Linked DNA regions of Homo sapiens: region 2 is linked to region 1. A link is a contact called in ENCODE Hi-C or POLR2A ChIA-PET data. All regions are on one chromosome and are shown on one strand. The core of a region is the stretch at or near the end of the contact, and the rest is flanking DNA. Distances in the headings are between cores, read along the strand shown. Region 1 overlaps AFAP1L1 (actin filament associated protein 1 like 1). Region 2 has its middle 12 kb from the start of CSNK1A1.

Region 1 (2,700 bases), core at 124-2,623:
TCCCTTGCCTCCTCCAGAGGGACAGAGGCCCTGAGGTGTGGGAACCCAGGCCATGACTCACGTTTCTCAGGCGTGGGCTCTTGGCTAGCTCAGGGCTGGCTCCTTTGCTGGGCTCCCCATCATCCTCTGGCATGTCCCGAAGGTCACTCAGGTCACAGTCTACAGAGGGACAGGCCATTGGGCAAAGAAAGCCAAGGATGAGCAGCACAGACCAGGGGAAGAGGGCTGGATTTGGGGTCAGGAGGCCTGAGTGTGAGGTCGGGCTCCACCACCCCTCCGTTAGTAACCCTAAACAAATGACTTTTGACTCTGAAACTCATCTGTACGTGGTGGCAATGATGCCTGCCTTGTCTGTTTTCCAGGATTGTAGAGAGGATCAAATAAAATCATACTTGTTTTGGTACTTTGGAAATCTTTGAGGGTTATGCTATAAAGGCACAGTGTGCTCCCTAAGTCTATGAGTCCCCAAAACTCTCTCACCAAGGCCTGTAGCTTTCTTTCTGTGTTGAACAGAGCTGTCTTCCCTCAGGATAGGGCTAGGACGGCAGGTACTCTGCATGCAGCCAGCTCAGCTGCTCCCATGCCCGTGGCAGCCATGCAAGCTATCATTTCTGCTGAGCCACTGCATCGCTCAGCCCAGTGTCTCAAGTGGCAATCACCTGGGAGTGGCCGGTGAGGAAACACCCTAATGTGCCATGCCTTCTTTGGACTGCATGGTCATCCCTACCATTCCTCAAGTCTCTGAGCTGAATTCCTATTCCTATGCAGACTTTGATTAGACTTTCAGAGCTGGCAGAACCCAGAGGGGCCAAGGACTGGCCCAAAGCGACTTAATGATGCGATGTTAGAGCCAAGCCCAGCCCAGTCGGGGGACCCTTCTGCATACACAGGGAAAGAGGGATGGCTCCGTAGCTGAGGTTGGGAGAGGGTCACTTACCAAATTCTTCAAAGAGGGATTCCACGAAGCTGGGCCCCGAGTGGAGGTCTGCTGTGTTCACATACAGGTAGGAGACCTCCTTTGCTGTGAGGAAGAAGGGGGACATGCCAGCTGTGAAGGAGGAGGGACCAGGTCTCCCCCGTCCCACTCATACTTCTAGCCCACATGGGACACAGTGCTCACTTTGCAAAGCGCATTCAAGTCCTAAATTATTTCACTGGTTTTCAAACTTTGTTTTAGTTTTTACACTGTTATTGAGGATCTCTTTCTCCAAGTAAAAGGATGTCCAGAAGCCCAGTATGGAAACAGATTACTGGGGCTGTCAGGCGTATGCTAGGGTGTGTGCATGTCATGTGTCAGGTGTGGTGGGTGTGTGAGGGGCTGTGTGTGTTGTAGGTCAGTGTGGGGGGTATGTGGGTGTGTGTGTTCTATGTGAGTGTGTGTGTTCTGTGTGTGTGTGGAGGGCAGGGGTGAAGGAGTACAAAGAGCACAGCCAGGGCTGTCGGTGGGGAGGTGGGGCCCCAGTGGACAAGGACATTGGGCAAGAGCTCGCATGGAATGCATTGGACGCTGTGTCCAGGGCTTAGCCTTCCTCCTGCGGCAGCCCCTGGGGGTGGGGGTGGGGCGGAGGGTTCCTGCATGTTCTTGAGTCAGTGAAGGGAGGTTTTGTTGTCCTACATAAGTGGAGCTCCTCCAGGCAGGCTGCTGGCGGCTAACCTGGAAGGGGCTGCAGGCTCTGCAGGATGGAGGCCACGGCCATCTTCTTTTCCAGGGTGGTATCGCTGAGGTACTCGTGGTCCAGGAGGCTGAGCAGCCCGGTGAGCTCTGGGAGCAGCTGCTCCAGCACTGCGGAGGAAGGCAGACGGGCACAGTCACAGCTGCACAGTCACAGCTCTGTGCCCGGGAGTTCGGCCCCCCACCACCTAGAGTTGGGCGGAAGGGGTCAGAGGGCAGGTCCGGGTGTGCAAGCGGACCTGGGGGCTCTCAGCTGTCCCAGACCTGCCACGCAGCTCCCGTGAGAGGGTCCTGCTCAGTTAGTCCTGTGGTGTTTCTCCGGGTCTCCCCACTCTACCTCAGATGGCCTTGGCCCAAGGACTGGACCTCCCTGGGCTCATCTGGCAACCCTGAGCTCAGGCAGCCCCGAGCAGAGGTTCTCAGGCCTCCCTCTGTCCCAGATTGCCCTCTGCTTTGCTTGACCAGGGTCCTTTCTCACTGCAGCTCGAAGCTCAGCACAGGTCTCAGGCTGGAGCCCCTGGCCATCCAGGACACAGGCAGGAAAGAGAGCCTTCCTGTCCCATCAGTTCATGTGCTTCAATCTCTGGAACCTTCTGTTTCCGGTGCCTTGGCCACAGCCAAACTAAACATTAACCCTCCTCACTCCATGTTATCAGTGCCATTCTTTCTTTCCACGTGACACCAATGCTTCTCAAACTTGAGTGTGTGTAAGAATTACCTGGGGATCTTGTCAAAATGCAAATTCTGATTCAGGAGGTGTGCGGTGGGATCCGAGATTCTGCATTTCTGATCCGCACCAAGCTGCAGCTGATGCTGGTGGTCCTGGACCATCTGAGTTGCAAGATCCTAGAGCACAGAGTCCTTTAAGGACTTCAGTGTGCCAAGACCATGATGTCACTGATGTCTCCCTGTCCTGAAAAGTAACTTGGGACTTGGTTTGCCTTAGAGCCAAAGACCAGCTTCATCACAGTAGTATTGCCCTGCTTTGCAACCCACTAAGCATTTAGGCATGATAACAGAAGCTAACC
Region 2 (2,700 bases), core at 134-2,633, 260 kb before region 1:
CTAACTTTGTATTTTTAGTAGAGACGGGGTTTCTCCATGTTGGTCAGGCTGGCCTCGAACTCCTGGCCTCAGGTGATCCACCTGCCTTGGCCTCCCAAAGTGCTGGAATTACAGGCGGGAGCCACCGCGCCCGGCCGAGGATGTCTGTTTTTATATCTTCCCTTAATCTTGAAAGAGATGAGCAGTTTCCTTCCCAGGGTGTTTTGTAGTCCTGAGATGCATAAACGGGAGAAATGAAAAAGCAGGTTCTTTGGAGTAAGAAAAATTTGAGTTCAAGTACAAGATGCAACCTTGAGTCATTTAGTGCACCTGGGCAAGTTAAGTAAGATATCTGGGCTTAAGTTGCCCTATCTAAAATTTAAAACAATGAAATTATTTTCCCAATGAAATTTTTTTATGATATAAGATAACATACGTAAGACTAATATTGTATAAAGCACTGTATAAATATTAAAGCACTTTGGGAGGCTGAGGCAGATGGATTGCTTGAGGACAGGAGTTCAAGACCAGCCTGGTCAACACAGCGAAACCCTGTCCATCTCTACTAAAAATATAAAAATTAGCCAGGCGTGTTGGTGCATGTTTACAATTTCAGCAACTCAGGAGGCTGAGGCATAAGAATTGCTTGAATCCAGGAGGCGAAGGCTGCAGTGAGCCAAGATCGCGCCACTGCACTCCAGGCTGGCCGACAGAGTGACTCTGTCTCAAAAAAAAAAAAAAAAAAAAAAAAAATTTAAACTAATTATTACCTATGCGTGGGAAAATCAATCAGTGTAGATGAAAACTCAAACTCAATATCTTCACGTTGATTAGAAGAAAGGTTCTAAAACCTTTAGAATAATCTAGAAATTTTTATCTGTTTCCTATGACACATCTGAAAGTCTACAGTGATGACCTTGTCAAAAGGAATCTTCTACACGAAGATACCAGAAGTGGTCGTGTCATAGTTGTTACACTTTCTTATTTTTGGCTTTGGACAATAATTGTAAAGTTTCTATTTCAGCTGAAAGCTTGTCTCCCTCCCCCAGGAAGGTTAGAGAAAGTCACCTTTGGCTTGAATTGCCTAATAATAACAGCAGCAGAGTATATTTCTAAGAGGTTTATGGCCTAAACAAAGTGCTCTCACATATCCTATATCAACTAGGGCAGAAGCTATGGCAATCAATGATACAGTGTAGGACACAAAAAAATACAGGCTAAGAAGAATGACAGAACTTGAAATCCTAAGCCACAAATCATCAAAACATGGCTTGCATATAGGTTAGAGGGGGCTAGAAGGTAAGTAGAAAGAGTCTTAAGTCTATCATTTGCCTGGCCTACAGAACACACACAAGGAAGCAAGATTTAGGAGCTCAGATCAGGTTCGGAGTCTGACAGGAAGCAAGAAGGGTGTAGAAAGGCTGGTGGGTAGCTAAGGTTTAAATAGGTCAATTGGCTTTAGAATCTGACAGGGAAGAGGCAGAAGAAATGAACACTGATGAAGCAGGAATAAGCAGCATTGTCTAGGAAGGATGGCTGGTGGGGACAGGAAGACAGAGGTGAGTAACCGGGATCAGACAGCTGGATCAAGGAACTGGACAGCACACCAGGAACTGCTGGGTTTGAGATTCAGACACGATGAAGATGGGTGCTGACTCTCAAAACTGTGGGAATTCAGGCACAACTGGAAGTCAGACCCTGATGGAACACCAAGCGGCAGAATTGAGATTTATTGAGCTGCAGATGAACTATGTAAATGAGCCAAGGGGGGAGGGGGATGATTTAAGTCAAATGTAAGCCTACTTAGGTAATCTCTGCTACTTTACTCCCCATTCAGATCTAGAACAGGCAGAAAGCTCTGGACAGGACATGTTCCCTGTAAAAGTAAACAGACATACATCATAGAACAGTGGTGTGGAATGTAAGGAATCCTTCTCAAAAAGCTGGTGTTCTTGGCCGGGCGCGGTGGCTCACGCCTGTAATCCCAGCGCTTTGGGAGGCCGAGGCGGGCGGATCACGAGGTCAGGAGATCAAGACCATCCTGGCTAACACGGTGAAACCCTGTCTCTACTAAAAATACAAAAAGTTAGCCGGGTGTGGTAGCCGGGTGGGCCCTGTAGTCTCAGCTACTCGGGAGGTTGAGGCAGGAGGATAGCGTGAACCCGGGAGCTTGCAGTGAGCCGAGATCGCGCCACTGCACTCCAGCCTGGGCGACAGAGCGAGACTCCGTCTCAAAAATAAATAAATAAATAAATAAAAATAATAAAAATAAAAGCTGGTGTTCTTGGGTAAGCTCTGGCTTCCTCACACCTACGATGGATACAATAGCTGCAGTTACCTAGCTCTTATACTGGCCAGGAAAAACACAAGTCAGTGAATCACAAAATACTCTATGAACTATACAGTGCCATATAAATACAAACTGACTTTTTATGCTTTGTGGATTAGGGCCCTAAAACCCAAAGTTCTTTTTTTGCCCAAAGTTCTTTTTTTCCCTACTCAGCGCCCTGGCTCTGTTCACTGCAGAAAGTCTTTTTGCAGTGGTGTTGGGCTTAGCCAGGCTGAAATGGAGCAGTTAGTTCATTTTCTGTGATAAGTATCAGTGCTTCCTGGCATCAGCATGGAGAGTTAAGAGTTAACAGGATGTGTTCTTAGGACCAGCTCTCCTCAGGAATGGCAACTCAAGCATCTTCCAAATTTAGTCTCACAAAGAAGAGTTAG

Evidence for each region. A loop is a pair of places that touch in the nucleus more often than their neighbours do. ChIA-PET counts read pairs that join two places held with the same protein, here RNA polymerase II (POLR2A). Pooled maps may share reads with other maps.
Region 2: a pooled map shows a loop between it and region 1 (2.0-fold over the local background). The contact joins two enhancer-like sites. A Hi-C loop is called at or near these places in 2 of 50 pooled maps. POLR2A ChIA-PET finds 5 or more read pairs at or near these places in 3 of 52 experiments (CD4-positive, alpha-beta T cell, IMR-90 and OCI-LY7).

What each region holds. Positions count from the first base shown.
Region 1 is chr5:149,298,592-149,301,291 of GRCh38, reverse strand. It overlaps AFAP1L1 (actin filament associated protein 1 like 1), which reads right to left. Exons shown (of 19, transcript NM_152406.4): 2 at 1,655-1,783; 3 at 938-1,021; 4 at 62-159. Among named protein-coding and RNA genes, the nearest start is that of AFAP1L1, 28 kb to the right of the region's middle. Within about 2 kb of position 1,373, at least 8 of the 41 ENCODE cell types and tissues checked have a DNase peak (open chromatin) inside an H3K27ac peak, as active enhancers do.
Region 2 is chr5:149,561,979-149,564,678 of GRCh38, reverse strand. It overlaps a transcript of ARHGEF37 not described here. Among named protein-coding and RNA genes, the nearest start is that of CSNK1A1, 12 kb to the right of the region's middle. Within about 2 kb of position 1,383, at least 11 of the 41 ENCODE cell types and tissues checked have a DNase peak (open chromatin) inside an H3K27ac peak, as active enhancers do.